Regions from separate parts of the Mus musculus genome. Here region 2 is linked to region 1. The links are chromatin loops, found by intact Hi-C in ENCODE. Cell type or tissue: heart. All regions are shown on one strand. Each heading gives the region's core, and the rest is flanking DNA. Links, peaks and the distances in the headings are about the cores only.

Evidence for each region. Hi-C counts contacts between places; a loop is a spot of excess contacts. Peaks named below come from ENCODE experiments on the same cell type or tissue, not always from the same donor. Only the 100,000 strongest peaks of a DNase experiment are listed, where the experiment ranks them.
Region 2: a loop joins it to region 1, with 2.2 times the contacts of the local background. A loop is called at or near these places in 3 of 42 quality-filtered maps.

Annotation. Positions count from the first base shown.
Region 1 is chr14:25,689,061-25,697,486 of GRCm38, forward strand. Ppif (peptidylprolyl isomerase F (cyclophilin F)) reads left to right here and starts at 5,110. Exons shown (of 6, transcript NM_134084.1): 1 at 5,110-5,363; 2 at 6,413-6,443; 3 at 6,944-7,032. The coding sequence starts at 5,172. It overlaps Ppifos (peptidylprolyl isomerase F, opposite strand), which reads right to left. Exons shown (of 3, transcript NR_028021.1): 3 at 7,296-8,426. In heart, for the core only: a CTCF peak has its summit at 4,995; DNase peaks (open chromatin) are centred at 3,954, 5,051 and 7,455; H3K4me3 peaks cover 2,441 bases; H3K27ac peaks cover 2,372 bases.
Region 2 is chr14:25,584,720-25,593,145 of GRCm38, forward strand. The region is part of intron 6 of Zmiz1 (zinc finger, MIZ-type containing 1); the gene reads left to right. It overlaps Gm32497 (a long non-coding RNA gene), which reads right to left. Exons shown (of 4, transcript XR_003951081.1): 2 at 6,015-6,144; 3 at 5,609-5,763; 4 at 1-5,296. 4931406H21Rik (RIKEN cDNA 4931406H21 gene) reads left to right here and starts at 2,085. Exons shown (of 1, transcript NR_033492.1): 1 at 2,085-5,942. RefSeq lists an enhancer at 443-3,737. In heart, for the core only: no CTCF peak of the experiment used is centred there; DNase peaks (open chromatin) are centred at 1,432, 2,312, 3,142, 4,482 and 1 weaker place; H3K4me3 peaks cover 1,688 bases; H3K27ac peaks cover 5,691 bases.

The DNA of each region.
Region 1 (8,426 bases), core at 296-8,295:
CAGAGAAGAAATCACAGATCCACAGGTGGTCTTGGGGACTCCTTTTCCATTGGCTGAGTTCTGTTCATTACAATCAGGTGATTAGATAAGGACCATCCTCACAGAGACAAGTGTGTATCTCCCACAGATTATCTGGAGCAGTTTACAGACCACCTGCCTCCACGAGGGTAGGGGTGGGAAGAACGACTTTTTTTTCAGTACAACTTTCTTTTATACAATGGATAGAGCTCTGGGTAGCTGAGCCAAAGCTGGCTCCTATGTAGTCTCTTCTAGCTCCAACATAGAGCTCCCGATGTATCCTCCATGAAATGAGCATGCAGCCCAGGCCAGCTGGCCTTACTGCCTGTGGGTGAATAAGGCTGAATTCTACACTTGCATGTGCAGAGCCTTAAACTTTGATGTGCAAGGTGGGCTGAGGCTGGACTTCAGACGCCCCTAAGGGAGCCATGGGCGAAAGGAGCAAAAATCTATGGTAAAACCACGAAGAATCACACCTAAGGTCACAGTGTCTGCCTTCAGATCCACTCTTCCATCCAGACATGGTGGGACACCCTATGATCCTAGTGCTCAGGGACAGGAGGATCACACATTTGAGCTGGAGTAGGTTATATAGTGTGATGAGACTTTCTCAAAAAACAAAGAAACCACTGATAACAACAAAACCTTCACCTCCCTGATTCTTCTGTCAGTCTGGACAGGAAGGTATTCATTCATTCATTCATTCATTCATTCATACACTCACTCACTCATTCACTCATTCATTCATTCATAGAGCCCCTGTTCTATTCAAGTTCCATTCTATGTAACAAAAGCAATCCTCTGAAAAAGATACAACCAACTCCTCTACACAGGTGCAGAAACTGAGGCTCAAAGAAGCCAAAACAAACAAAACACCTTTGTGGATTTAAACAGCCTTCAGGATGAAGCCACACCCTGTGCCTATTTAGGGCACCCATTGTCGCTCCAGTGCTTCCTGCACTGCCTCTCTAGACAATCCCAGTCTATATGATAGCCACAGTACTCACACACCCTCATGCATCACACTGCCCAGCACCTGCCTATGGATATGTGGTGGATATGTAGATATGTGGTAGATATGTGAATATGTGGTGAATATGTGGTGGGTATGTAGATATGTGGTGGATATGTGGAGAATATGTGGTGGATATAGGATGGGTATGTGGTAGAAATGTGGTGGCTATGTAGTGGATATACAGATATGTGGTGGATATGTAGATATGTGGAGGATATGTGGAGAATAGTGGTAGATATGTGGTGGATATGTTTCCATGGCTCTTATTTCATCTTATATTAAAATTAATTCCCAAGCTGAATGAGGAGGCAAACACCTGAAATCCCTGTACTTGGGAGGCACAGGCAGGAGAATTTATGTACATTCAAGGTCAACCTGATATATTTAGTGAGCTATAGGCCATTCAGGGCTATACAGCAAGACCCCTGTCTCAAGCAACCAAAGAAGAAGAAAACAAAACAAAACAAAACAAAACAAAGATAGAAAAGAAAAAGAGAGAGAAGAAATAGTTTCCACTGTGGCTCAGTTGGTATAGTGCTTCACGGGCACTCGCAAGCCCTGAGCTTCAATCCCCAACAGCATTTAAACCAGATGTGCGGTGCACATATGTAATCCCAGCATTCATCAGGGAGACAGGAGAGTCAGAAATTCAAATCATCATTGATTAAACAGCATGATTGAAGTTAGCCTGGGCTACATGAAACCCTGATTTATAAGAGGGGTTCTGGAGAGATGCATCGAGAGAACTTGCTGTTCTTCTAGAGGACCCAAGTTCAGTTTTTAGCACCCAAATTAGGTCGCTTACAGTTGTCCAGGGGATCTGATGTCCTCTTCTGGCCACTATGGGCACCTTCATGTGTGCATACCCATACAGAGATACACGTATACATATACATTTTTTAAAGAATTTTTATCATTGTTGTTCCTAAGGTTTATTTCTTTTGTTTTTTTTTTATTTTATGTATATGAGTACACACTGTAGTTGTACAGATGGTTGTGAGCCTTCATGTGATTGTTGGGAATTGAACTTAGGACCTCTGCTTGCTCTAGCCAACCCCACTTGCTCCGGCCAAAGATTTATTTATTAGAATAAGTTCACTGTAGCTGTCTTCAAACGCACCAGAAGACAGCTACAGTGAACTTATTCTAATCAGATCTCATTATGGGTGGTTGTGAGCCACCATGTGGTTGCTGGGATTTGAACTCAGTACCTTTGGAAGAGCAGTCGTGCTCTTACCCACTGAACCATCTCACCAGCCCCTACATTCTTAAATTGTTGGAAACTTCAAGTGTTCTGCTCTTCTGTGAGGGCCTAGCTGACTGCTCCCATGGTCCCACCTCTGGAGGGGAAGCATGCCTCAGCCACTCAGACAGCATTTATTTTCTACCCACTTCTGGTCTTTGCCAGCTTGCATTACTCCTGGCTCCCATGGGCACCTGAGTTTGCAACCCCAGGACACAAGTTTGATCCCAATCTCTCCTGACTGCTTCTTGGTGCTATGAGGTCCAAGCAAGTTGTCCCAGGGTCCTAGGGGACATCAACTGTCAGTACTCGTGAATAAGAAGCCACCTGAACATTTGGGGAGAAATCAGCAGCTGGGGAACCAGCAGAGTATGTAGTCTCATCTGGGCCCAGTGTCTTCAGGGCCGGGCATATGCTTAGCTGTACACAGCTTAGCTTGAGGACTGCCTCTCCAGAGACCAACTGAGGACAGGGCAGGGGAAGAACGACGTCAGAATCCAGCCCGTGGTGAAGATGGAATCAGTCTCTGGCTCACACAAGGGGCGTGCTAATGTGTTTGCCAAAGAGCTGGAAGAAGTAACATGAGGGAAGGCAGGTAGACAAGGGAGCACTGTACCGTCTTTGACTCCCCAGTGCTACCCATGACATCGGGCCTCAGCCTGGCCGTTAGAGACCTCTGTGATGGTCCTCTCCTGGCGTTTTTCCGTTTTTGTTTAAGATCACAGCCTTTCCTCAAGGATGCCCTGACTAAGCCCAGCCAGGGCTGTTGTAGGCTCATCCTTCGCTCTTGGGATAACCTCTTCACAACCTTGTGTCCCTGTTGTACCCAGGAGTGGTCACGTCCAGGCTTATTTTCCGAGATGGAAGTCACCTCCCCTGTCTCCTGGGCTCCTAGTTACGGTATTTTCTGTTTTCCTACACTGTCCTCCAAGGCTTTTCTCCTGCCCTTTCCCAGTCTAGATCCATGATGACTGTCAGGAGGGTCTGGCAAGCAGTAACAGTGACCGTGAAGTCAGACAGGTTGGTCTCAGCCAAACACACTCCCTTTGACAAGTCACTGCCACAGTGTGGGGGGTGGGAAAGAGAGCTGCTTCTTGGGCCACATGCTAAGCCATGAGGAAGGTCTGAGGCTGGGAAGGAGTCTTGTGAATGAAGGCTCCTTCTCTTCTGGGGTGGGATCTGCATACTTTAACACAGCAGGAGCTCCATCCTCACCTCTGCAGGCTCAGGACAACAAGTTTCCACAGCTCCAATTTGAGGTATGTTAGACCAATAGGAGTCAAGACCTACAGGAGTCGATGGGCTACAGAAAGCCTGGGACTTGTGGATGCTTCCTAGCAGGGCATGTGTGGTGGTTCCTCTCCACTCCCTTCCAGTCTAAGTGTGCACTGCTGTTGCATAGATTTTAGAAAATGTGCCAATGGCTCAGGCAGAGCGGAGGGCAAGTGAGTTCCCCTTGCAGGCAGCTCCCTTTGATACACACTGACAAGAAAAGACGGGGCCCTATGTGGGGTTGGGTGAGACCCACCCTAGACTAGGGACTGGTATACAACCCATCAAGGCCAGTAGCACAAAGCAGAGAGCTGTGGACCATCACAAGAGGGTTCAGGCTGCCATGTGTGAGGCGGGGAGCATGCCCTGATTTCATAGACTACTTGGACCAGCATGGCTTCTCCACACACACACACCCCCCAACTGAATCTTGGGTGGGACAGGCCAGGCTCCCCGGCTCCTAAGGCTCTCAGCTCCTTTCCTGCTCCCGCCTCTCAGGACCTTGGGACCTTGCACTGGAGATTCCCCGCTATGCTCTGAGCACACAGTCTAGGCTATGCCCATCGCTGTTGAACACAGAACAGCATTTAACAGTTAACAAATGCTTCTCTCTCTTGTTTGTTTATCCTCAGAACAGGTATGAGTAGAAAGCAGGGTAATTTCTCATCGCTTCCTTGGTTGCAGGACTGGCTGAATCCAGCAGTAGGGAACCAGGGTTTTCTAGCCCTAGTTAGAGCCTTTTTCTCTTTCTGAGCCTCAGTTTCCTAACTGTGTTGGCTCACATGCTCTCGCTGGCTGGCATTCATTTGATTCCCAGGCTGGTGCTGTGCCCAGTGCACCAGGGTTTAAAGTCCTGCCTGTGGCTCTTCTGCAGGCTCCTTTCCTTTTATATCACACACTGCCAACTTCCTGGCATCCCTAGAGAATGGTTGCTTAGGAAGTTACCTGCAGGTGTGGTGCAGTTGGCAAGGAAGTTTATTCCAGGTGAATGTAAATCTAGGGGGCATTCCAGGGGGTGTAAATCTAGCCCCGCACTCTGCTGGCCTGGCTGGAGGTGGTGGGAACAGACAAGGGCTGTCAGAGTGGGCTGGGACTGAGGCCTGGCAGATGCACTATTGGTTCGGCAAACTGTATTTTCAGTCCTGGCGGAGGATCTGGTCTCTAGAAGCAAAAGGAGACAAACTCAGCCCTGGAGCCGGCAGCCTGAGGTCACCTTGTGGGTGTCTTAGACTGTATCTCTGCTTCTCTGTTCTTTCTGTTATCTCTCCCTTTCTGAGCCACCTCAGATTCCCCCACCTACACCCCCCCACGTCTTTCTGAATCTCAGGATCAACCTTTCTCTTGATCTAGAAGCACTTTCAAAGGACTTCCGGCTCAGTGTGTAGGGATGGAGGGCGGGGCACAACGCACGAGCCGATTACGCTGCCAGCGGCAACCGGCAGGGGACGCTAGCGAACAGGTTCCGAGGGGGCGCGGCGGAGGCGTGGAGGGGGGCGTGGTCTCGAAGCCAGCCGACCAATAAAGGCGGCGGCGCGCGGCCTAGGTATCGCTTCCTGGGTCGTACGACCTTGCCTGTGTCTGCTCTGAGTTCTTCCGCGCGCCCTCGCCCGACCCGCGACAGCGATGCTAGCGCTGCGTTGCGGCCCCCGCCTGCTCGGTCTGCTCTCCGGCCCGCGCTCCGCGCCGCTGCTCCTCTCCGCGACCCGTACCTGCAGCGACGGCGGAGCCCGCGGCGCGAACTCTTCCTCCGGGAACCCGCTCGTGTACTTGGACGTGGGCGCCGATGGACAGCCGCTCGGCCGCGTGGTGCTGGAGGTGAGGCTTGGACATTTGGAAAACCTGGACTTCCCGGGCCCTGTACTGTGCCTGGCACATCAGGTGACCTTGAGCCTCAGTTTCCCTCTCTCAGAAGAGGCGGCATCAGCTTGGTCCGTTCGGGGCTTTTCAAAACCCTGGGGGGTGTGGAGGAAAAGGTCAAGGTCAGATCGTACTGAGTGACAGCCCACTGACCGGCCTGGACCGACGTTGGGCTTCCTAGACCCTCTGCGTCCGAGGTTGGACCCAGAGCTCTGGGGTGGGTAGCTGAGGTCCAGGTGTTGCCAGGTGCTCACGTGGTGGCCTGAGCGCACTCCGGATCCGCCCCCAAGGCCTGGTTGCCTAAGAGGAGACACAGGGAATGCAAGTGAGAAGGTTCTGGCTGCCCAAGCCCTCTCCATTCCCTGAGATTTGACCCTTAAAAAGAAAAGTAGGAAACAGACACCAAGGTTATCAGGAGGCCATCCCAGGAGCCTTTAGGCTGTTCTGCTTTGAACAAAGGTACCAGTTAGACTGCCGATCTACTGGGGGAGGGGAGCTGGCATTTTTTATTATGCCTCATTTTCCTCGTTTGGAAAATGAGGAGTACCTCCCCAACTCTGTTTGGTGAAGAGGGATTCTTAAGAGAAGTTGAGAGGCATGAGGCAGGCTTGGATGACGGTCCCCTCCTTCCCTTCTGTGAGCCTCAGTTTCCCCCAGCACTGAGGAAGGTCAGCTAATTCTAATGTGATACTTACTCTTGGTCCAGGGACTCATGCCGAGGGCCTCCAGCTGACATTTCTGTCCCGGAAGTGGGCCAGGATGGCACTAGTTTCTTCGGATAAGAAACTAAGGCTGTCTCAAGCAAGCTTTGGTTGGGTTCAGGAAGCAGCTGGCAGAAACGATAGTGGCTTTGGCAGTTCCGAGGAGGGTTGGTGGTCATGGAAGGGAATGGCCCTGTTCTTCTTTGTCATGATGCCCTGGCCTCTGGGTGTGAATGGTGAGGGGGATCTTTTTTGCACCTGCTTCTGGACTGACCATCCTTTTCTGTTCCTTTTCCTTCACCATAGTTAAAGGCAGATGTCGTGCCAAAGACTGCAGGTAAGGCTTACGTGGAAAGTGAGCCCGGCAAGGCTGGTGGGCTTGGCATGGAGTTAGGACTTAGATTATGACCATATGGGAGTCTCAACCTAAGCACAGCTGATGAGTACCCTGAGGCAGCCTTTTGTCCCTCTCTGGACCTTGTTGTCAACTCTGCTAACCAGTCTGAAAGTAGCTAGACATCTCAGAACCAGGGGAAGGCCCATGTAAGCTCTCATTGATAGCTTCCTCCCACTTCTCCATGACAGCACAGGGCAGGGTTAGGTAAAGTGTTTGGGCTCTTTGCTTTGTTATCCCAGCTGGCGCAGCTTAGAGCTTGGATTCTAGTCACAGCGCTTCACACTGGCTCAAGACAGAAAAGTGATCAGGAATGGACTCAGGAAGAGGGGCAGGGCCTTTCCACAGGTAGCTCACCTGGGGGATCGGCAGGGAAGATTGCCTGCCCCTAACCTGCCTGCCTCTCTCTCTCTCTCTCTCTCTCTCTCTCTCTCTTTCTTCAGAGAACTTCAGAGCCCTATGCACTGGTGAGAAGGGCTTTGGCTACAAAGGCTCCACCTTCCACAGGGTGATCCCAGCCTTCATGTGCCAGGTAACAGGAACATGGCCTCTGCTGTGAGTGGAACCGGCAGTGTAAATGTCCAGGGAGTAATTGGGCTCACTGGTGGGTGAGCTGGGCCCTGGTGCAGGGAGGGGACACAGCACAGGGCTGCTGGTGGGGATGAACCTTGAGGCTGTGAAGGGCCATCGGAGTTAGACTGCCTCTAATCTTGGTATTCCATGTGCCCTTGAGCACTGGGCATGGGAAAAGAGACAGGGCGGGGATAAGATGGCTAAATCATCATTACACATGCTGGGACTTGGAGGTGCCTTCCCAGTATTGCTGCATCAGGTTTCAGGCTAGGTGTTGGCAGCAAAACCCTCATGGGCAGACTCGAGGTTGGAGGTTGAGGAGAGCTTGAGGCAGGCATGGATGTCTTGGCCTCTCTGAAGTCCTCTCTGCCTGTTCTCTCCACTGGAGCCAAGCAGCAGTGGGTTGGAGCTGTGCCTACTGTCACTCTACAGTGCTTTGGTTACACATTGGTTGTGACAAAGTGAAGGAGAGGTAGGCGGAGCTGTGGCTGTGGCATAGAAGTGTTCCTATACTCTTCTGGGCAAGAATTGCAGGGAGGTCCTTCCTAGGCTGTCTGGACTGTAAAAGTTAGGACTTTCTTAAGCCCACCCTTGCTCTGATTAATGACACAGAGACCTTTATATTTATTAAAGGCTTCAGGCAGTATAACTGGGCAGAATCTGAGCTATTCTAACACAATAATACTGGCCTTAAACTACTTCCTAGCCACGTGGCTCGTTACCTGCCATTTTAGTCTCACCCTGGCACCTCCTTCATCATTCATGTCCCAATGGCAACTCCCCTTCTCCCCTCTGAGACCCTCTCCCTCTCTCTGGCCATCAAGTCCCGCCTTTTCTTCTGCTGAGCTACAGGCTGTTCAGCTCTTTATTTTAGTGATCGAGTACAGTGTTTTACAAAATACTGAGTCAGATGTGTCATGATAATGACAATACCAAAATCCAGACGGCAACCAGAATCTGAATACAGAAATCAGCGATTGAGTACACAGTGCACAAAAATGTCCTCCGACACTGAGCAGGCTCTGAGAAAAGCACCTACCCCCATGGAGCATGTGTCTACAAAGCTGTTGGGCTTTGGGAGGGTGATGCTGGAGCATAGAAGAGGATTCGGGCGGGGAACTGGTTGTCTCCTACTGCCTGGCTCTGAGAACAGGACCCCTGGTCACCTGCTTGTGGTCCTCTTAGGAATTGTGGGTTGAGAATCTGAATAGCTCAGGCACGTTTCTTGAGGTTTACAGAAAAAAACTAGCTCAGACAGGATACTTTTTGTTCAGAAACCAGACTTGTTACGGCATGGTTACAAATGCAGAAGCTTGGTTTTAGTTTTGTTGGCCCTTTTGCCTGAGGGCGAGC
Region 2 (8,426 bases), core at 47-8,046, 100 kb before region 1:
CCTGCCCTTCTGGTGCACATGGCTTTCCTAAGTCTCCCAAGAGGCCTTGGTCCTGGCACTCTGTGCTCAGAGACTATGGCACCCCAGCTGCTCCCCCCCCCCCCCCCCGTCTGCCCCATTTGCCTAGGCTCCACTTTGTCTAGTTGCCTGTGCAGTGTTGCTGTCCTTCCTCCCTGAGGGCCTCTGCTGACTGTCCCTTCCTCATTATTCTTGGCCATATCTATCTTCCTTGACTTTCTGTGACTTTCCGAGTTTCCTTGCTCTCAGACTTTAACCCCACACTGGGTACATGTGGCTCTACATGTGTATGGCTGTGCATGCATGTGTGTCTTTATGTGAAGTATGTGCGTCTCGTGGCTGTGGATCGTGCCTGTGTGCATTGTGAGTGTCGAGTGCTATAAGTATCGTGCATGTGTGCATTGTGAGTGTGGAGTGCTATAAGTGTGTTCAAGGCCATCTCCCTGTGTATTCATGCCTGGTATTTCTGGCTGTGTGGGTATGTACATGGTCTGTGTGTGGCTGTATGTCATGCATGTGTACATTGTATTATGTGTGTATTTATGTACATATGTATGTAATGTGTATATGTATGTATATATGTGTGTTTGCATGATCATATATGTTCATGCCTGGTATGTCTGACTGTATGGGTATGTGTGTACAAGGTCTGCATCTCTGTGTGTGTGGCTGTATGTCATGCACATGCACATGTCTGTCTGTCTGTTTGCATACTCGTGTATGCTCATGCCTGGTATGTCTGACTGTTGAGTATGAACACATGTACCTGAGGAGTCCTGTGATGGTGGAGGGGTTTCAGTGCACAGAGACCTATAGGTGTTCACAGATGTGTGTGGGTTCTGGGGGTGGTGTATGACTGTTACGGAATGGCTGAGCAGTGTGTGCACGCGCAACTAGCTGCATCTATGGGCGCCTCTCCCACCCTTCTGCCTTCTGTCTCGCCTGTCAGGAGGCCAGGCTGGGGCCTGAGAAGGCCCTGCAATGAGATCATGTTGTGAGGGGAGATGCTTTGTCAAGAATGCTACCAAAGAGTTGGGCTGTGTGCGTGGTTGTGGCAGTGAGCAGGGTGGTGACGGTGAGCAGGCTCAGGCCTGGGGGCAGCACTGTATGGCACGAAAATGAGAGAGACAGAGACGGAATGCAGAGCTGAGCACAGCCCAGACACTACAGCAAGCCGCCCAGGCAGCCGCCTCCACGTGGGGCCCTCTGATGCCCAGCCCCCAACTCTTTGTTCTGCTGCAGCCTTTAGCCTCTGCGCGCACGGGAGCAGGAGCACGCATGCGCACATGCACTTGCATCCTCATCTTGAGGCTCCTGAGGGGCCGGCTGCACCCTCCCACACCCCCCACCCCTTCCTAGATAGAAGGTCACCTGCCCAGCCCCCAGCACCTGACACATCCCAGGCTCTCCTCCAAGGCTGTAGCAATGCCCATCAGCCCCCTCCACCACCGCATGCCAGCCCAGAGTAACTTGGCAGGCTGTACTGTAATGTCAGCCTCTTGGGCGCTCACTCAGTGGTTCAGCCTTCTGTTCAGCCTACATGGGAGCGAGAAACCAGGCAGTCGCCATGTCCGAGGGTCCCCAAGAGTTGCCTGCATGCCTCCGCTGGTGTCTATGCTTGAATAGATCTATGTAGCCTCAGCTGACCCTCTGAGCAGCCAGCACATGTTGAAATAGCAGAATAGAGAATGTCAGAGCCCAGAAGGTAAGCAGCCCAGGGACCAAAGGAAAGGAAGATGCGCCCCAAGCTATCCATAATGGGGCTGGGGCACAGGTGGGGGTGCCAGCTGCTTTTTTTTTTTTTTTTGTCTTCTTTTTTCTCCCTGGCATAGCCAATGCTTGGATGCTTGGGTGGTTTAAAGGGACTATTGGTAGAATAGGCACCCAGCTACTGTGGGAGGCATCAAGAATACCCAGGCCATCCTGACAGGCACCAGCAAGCTTTTGGAGAAGGGACCACAGGAGGCAGAGGAATGATTCAAGTGGGGACAGGCAGAGGGTGTTTGCCAATCTTAACACAGCCAGGCTGCCCAGAGCTGGCTGTGGACGTGGGACTGCTGTGTGGTTTTAGGACATGCCTGTTAGTTATGTGCACTTACTTGCTCTTCGTGGAGTAGCACCATCACGCAGATGTTCTGCATCCTTTGAATGGAAACCTTGGGTCTGCATCCCCAAGATGGGTAAAGTCTACTGGGTTCTCTGACCTCTGACCTCTGTTCTAAGCACACCTTCCAGTACAGCAGCCCAGGTCCCAGAACGGGAGTGGAAATAATGTCGCTTGCTGGCTTTAAGTCCCCAGATGCATGCCTGCTCTGTTTCCCTAATGAGTCATGTGCCTGTCAGATGTCAGCTGGTCTTAGTGGAGACACTGAGACATGCCTTGCCTCTCTCTGCCTGTGATCTGTGGAAGAGGCTCTTAAGAGATACTGGGTCTCACTCTAGAGCTCTCAGTTCAGGGATAGGGGCTGGAATGGGGCCTTCTACGGCACTAGTGTGGCAGCCCCGTAGTTAATTTGTCGTGGGGCTGGGATGGGACAAAGGCACCCAAAACCAGTCAGGTCATTTCAACTTCTACCAGCCAGGGCTCTTTACACCAGGGAAGGCCGGTCATATACCAGTGTCCCATTGCTGTGGAAACAAGATTTTTTTTTGCACTCACCGAGCTGCATGGTGACTCTGAGACACCTCCGTGGTGGACAGCACTTCTGGTCTCTCATAGTGTCGTGGCTGCTATCTCTACCTTCACCCTCCCCCATAGCCTTTCTCCACCCTCTCTGCCTCTGCCCACCCCAACAGAGCATTCAGCTGCCTTCCCTTCAGCATGGAGGACAAATAGCCCCATTCAGGGGCACCCGCCAGAGCTGTCTCTCTAAGACAAAGCTGTGTGCAGCTCCCCGTGAAAAACGGCTCTTGGCTGCCCAGCGAGCAGGCAGGATTGGTGGGTGCAGATTGCAGGGGATTTGTTAGTGGCTGCCAGTTCCCCCAGAGATAGCAGGAAGGCAAGGCCTTGTCCTTGAAACACCAGCCTGCCTGGCAGGCTGGGGCACCTTCTCAAGGCCAGGGACAGACTTCCTCCTGGACACCATCCCCACCCCCACCCCCATGTGAACTCTGCAGAGCTGGGCTGTGGGGGAGGGCTTGGCTTCCTTCCTTCTGCCGGGCCTTCGCCCCTCCCAGGCCAGATCCCATGGAAATGGCTCTGGATTTTACTGCCAGCCTGTGGGAACTGACTAACCATCAGATATGTGTTGTGGCCAAAACCTGTGTTCTCTGTGCCATGGGAGAGGTCACTGGGGCTCTGTTGTTAGCACACCCATTTACAGAGGAGGAAATCGAGGCTCTGAGAGGGACAGACAGACTCCAGCCCTATAGTTCTCAGTGCTAGTGACAGAATTTGCTTGAAAGCGAGTCCAGTTTGGGCCCCAGGAAGCTATCCCTCCTCCTGAGTGACCCAGGAAGACTGGGGCAATGACCCTGGTTCCCCCAACTCCCATCTCGCTGAGGGCTGTGCCATGGGCTCCTGTAACCTTGCTCTGCTCTTCAACAAAGAGGACCAGTGGGAGGAAACTTGTGGGCCCAGCATTCCCAGGCTAAGGAACTGGGGGGAGGGCAGTTGGATGATCCCCAGGGTATTAAAACCTCACTTTGGAGAAGAGGCAGAGCTGTGTTAGAAAGCAGGCAGATGTGGGAAGAGCATTGCACTCAGGGAAAGGGCTGAGTTTCTCCATGGCCACAGTGGCCACTAAAAACAAGGGCCATGTGGGAATGCCTGGGATGTCGTCAGGTTAACCTTTTAAAAACACCAACCAGCTTACCAAGGAAGAGCATACCGAATGGCCGTCCAACACTAAGTGGTCAGCCCTCAAAACATCTGTATAAGTAGCACTATATAGACTGAGCAGATTGTTTTTATTTATTTAGGAATGTGTGTGTGAGAGAGTGAGAGAGAGAGACAGAGACAGAGGTAGCAGAGACAGGGAGAAAGCATGTAAGTGTGTGTGTATGCGTGTGTGTGAAAGAGAGAGAGAGTTAGTTAGTTAGTTAGTTAGTTAGTTAGTTAGTTAGTTTTAGAGTTGTCAGGTACAGAAGCTGCCCTTGAGTACACTAGGCACAGAAAATAAGCACTGTCCCAAAATATTGACTTACAAGATCTATCAACTACAAAGGAGGTGGGTGTGTTCCCACCCTTCCCTCTATTCCTTCGGAGCTCATTGGAGTTGTTAGGGGTGTTCAGAACAGAAGCAACTCCTAGGCGGCTCAGCTGTTTCTCTATACAGGCAGCTTGCAATAGTGCCCCAAGAGCCAGAGGGGACAGGCCTCTTCTTGTCAGAAGGCCATTCTTCCTGCCTCTCACAGAATTAGCTCATCTCTCCCCGCCCTACGAGAGAGACTTGTGCAAGGCCAGGGCTGCCTGGGGCTCAGCCAGGTGTCTACTTTCTAAGCCCATCCAAACCAAGAGGCTGAAGGGGATAGGGAGGGGATGAGGGCATCCACCCACGGTAGGAGGTGTCTACATCTGCAGCTGTGACCCTACCAGATGATGCAGGGCTTGAGCTTTCTGCATAGAAGTCCAGGCACTGGCGCCTGCGAGTAGAGGGGAAGGGATCCAGGATGTGTGTGGTGGGGGAGGTCAAGGCTCCAGCTAAACTGTAGAGAAGTAGGAGCATGGGTGAGAGGGAGAGACCGCAGCGAAGTGTGGCTGTTAGGCATGGTATGTGCCATGGGCTCCTGGGGCTCAGCCTGCCTGCGGCTCTGTTACTCACCCCCTCACTCTCACCAGTGAGGAGCCACAGAAGAAGTACTTAGTCACCATCGCTTAGTCCCTTCTCCATCCTTACTTGAGGGCTGTCTGGGGTGAGGGATGGAGAGGATGGGCTAGCCTTCCAACACACAGGTAGCTCTGCCTAGGGGCAAAAGCCACGTGCTAGGTCAGTGTGTGCTGCGTGGCAGAGAGCAGATAAGGCGCTCACGGTGCCTAGCGTGGGACTGTCCCTGCCACAGTCCCCTGCAGCCTTCTCATCTCCTGGACAGGCTCCAGGCTAGACAAATTATGACTGCATACTGAGAGTTTTGCTTTATTCATTTGGCTTCTACACAGGGGGTTGTAAAAAAAGAACTAGATGCCACTGCCTAGAGAACTACTTATCCCAGTAGAGTAGCCACCCCTTGCCACATTCAGAAACTGTCAAGACGATGAAAGCCACTTCCTGAGTCTCCGTTGAACAATAGTTTTCTTGTGGGGGCCTGGAGCCCTGTGAGCCATCCTGTGGGTCATGACCTGTGGATGATGGACACTTATTCCATCCAGCCTCAAGTTCCCCCACCATCTAAGGCATCTGCACCATTTCACAGGTGCAAGAGGGAGGAAGAGTCAGGGGATGCTCGGTGCTGCTCAGCATGAAAAATACCAAACAGGAAAGACTGATGGGATTCCAGTGCCGGTCCCACTGAAAGCACAGGCTGAAGATGCAGAGAGAGAGACAGAGACACAGAGAGGGAGAGAGCACCCAAGCTATTGAGGTTTGAAATAAATGAATGCTTCTACTCTGTGGGTGACAGAAGGAGCACCACACCCACCACAGCTGTTTACCAGACTGCAGGTCCCACTCCAAGAATCCCCAAGGCAGGCTTGAAGGCAAAAACAAGTTCTCTGGGTATCAGGGACAGAAGTAAGACCAGAACTCCAGCCAGGCCATCTTTGCTTCTCTGCAGGATGTAAGGGGCCCAAGAAGCTAGAACATTGCTCTGAGAAAGCAGAACCAAAAGCACTGTCACCCTATGGGTGACTCCTTTCTATACCAGCCCCCAGCTTCCCAACACAAAGGTGTTCTCAGGACAGAGGTCCTGCCAAACAGCCCCCCTCTGATGTTCCCTGGTACCTCAAGGAGGTATAGCTTAATAAAGCCAACCACAGCCAATAGTGCTAAAAAGGAAGAACGGGTGAGAGGATCAAGTAAGCCAGGGCTTTGATCTTAAAGCAGGCTTTGCATTCTCACCGAGAGGAGGGATTCTCAGGGACTCCAGGACAGGAGGGAGAAATGGATCCAGGGCTTGCCAGGCAGTGAGCAAGTTAGTATGGGAACTTTTTCTCCGAGTGTTGCAAGCCGACAGTCTCGTAAATACCTTCTGGAAGAGACAGACAAGAATCAGCAGTTATTATCTATCTTGCCTGTTTAGATTTACAGCCAGGGTAGGTCAGGAAAGGGCATCTGGATTAGGAGAAAATCTAGTTTATATCCCCTTTCAGCCACAACACAGCAAACCTTAGATCAGTGGGCAGTTGCCATTCATCCCTTGTCCTGACCCCAGCGGTTCACACCCATTGCCTGGTGTAGGTGAGCCGGTTGCAGTTGAGAAAGGTTAACTAATGTGAGACAGATCTGTGACTCAAGCAAGAATATCTGTTGGGTGTGGTGGTGAATACTTGTAATCCCAGCCTTTGGGATGCTAATGCAGGAAGGTCAGGAGTTCAAGGCCAGTCTCAGCAAAGTAAATACTTGATGAGGCCAGCCAGGGTTGGCCGGGGTTGTATGAAACCTTGTCTTAAAAAGGAGGGAGATTGGGGCTGGAGAGATGGCTCAGCGGTTAAGAACACTGACTGCTCTTCTGAAGGTCATGAGTTCAATTCCCAGCAACCATATGGTGGCTCACAACCATCCGTAACAAGATCTGGCGCCTTCTTCTGGAGTGTCTGAGGACAGCTACAGTGTACTTACATATAATAAATAAATAAATCTTTAAAAAAAAAAAAAAGAGGGAGGTTTAGGAGATGGCTCTGAAGTATCACTTGCTAAGAGAAAATGAAAACCTGAGTTCTAATTCCCAGCAGCCACATACAGATGAGCAGAGCAACACTTGTCTGTAATCCAAGTGTTCCTGGTACAAGATGGGAGATCAAGACAAGAGTAACCTGGAAGCTTTTGATATTGCAGTTTCTCAAATGAGGTGAAAGGCAAAGAGCACCATTTAAGAATGTTCTCTGACCTCCACGTGTGTGCTATAACATGCATATTATGGTTACACACATATAACCACACATATTATAAAGAAAGAGAGACAGAGACAGAGAGATTTTTAAAAAACAAAACAAACATGGTGGCAGACACGTTTAATCCCAGCACTCAGGAGGCAGAGGCAGGCAGATCCATGAGACCAGCCTGGTCTACACAGTGAGTTCCAGGACAGCCAGATCTACATAGTGACACCCTGTTGAGAAGAACCAAAAACAAAACAAATCCATAACCCTGCTCTCAGGAGGCAGAAGCAAATCTCTGTGAGTTTGAGACCAGCTTGATCTGTGAAGAGAGTTTCAGGTCAGCAGGGCTAAATAGTAAGATCCGACAGACAGACAGACAGACAGACAGACAGACAGACAGACACTCAGGTCTGGAAGCGAGGGAGCGGACAGTGGTTATAAGGCATGATGACTGAGTGGATAAAGGTACCTGTCACTAAGCCTAGCAGCCTGAGTTCCATCCCTAGAGCCGACATGGTACATGGAGAAAACCAACTGCTGCATGTCGTCCTCTGACCCCCACATGTATGTGTGTACACACCCTCACATAGACACAAAGAAATACCATAAATGTAAAGAACAAGGAATATGGGCCAGCTGGAGGATAACAAGTTCAAGGCCAACCTGGGCTACACAAACAAACAAATAATAAACAATAAATAATAAAAAATGCTAATGACTCAAGCTATCCAGGTGGCCTGCACTTTGTCTCTGACACCTTCCCATCTTTGGGGTCCTTTGATACTCAGGGTGAGGCACAGAGAGTCTGGGCTGGCCCTAATTGACGTCAAGAACTCTAACAATCACTAAACTAGTGCAGAGAGAAGAGAAACAGTTAAACGTGCAGACTCAGAAGCAGTCCGTCTGGCTCTGAATGCCACGCAGCCCCCTACTTACTAGCTGTGTAACCTTGGAAAAGTCACCAACCTTTGTGTGTATTTGAGGTCACAGGTTTTGAGCTGATCAGTCTGCACAGGATGCTTAGAACAAAGCCTTATTGTCTGGTGATGGCTATGTGTTAGCAAATTTACCCAGCACGCTGAAATCCAGTCTCCTGGGGTACCTAGTATCCTTAGGGGGAACACAAAGCTGGGGGCTGAAGAGCAAAGGACCTGTTTGCATCGGTTGCAAGTTAATGCTAGCTTCACCCATCTGGAGGTCAGGGGGACTAAATACCAGGCATAAGAGTGGGCACTTCCTATGACACCAAGTCCAGAGAGGCCTGGGCTACAGATTTCCATGAAGTTCAGTGTGTATCTCCTCTCTTCATGACCAGGAGTCTGAGCCTGGTGTGGGAGGCAGAGCTGTGTCCACAGGTGTCCCACAACATCCTCAGAACTTAGGATTGGAAGCAAGGAGGCAGTGACATTCATGGAGCTCTTGTCTGGTGCTG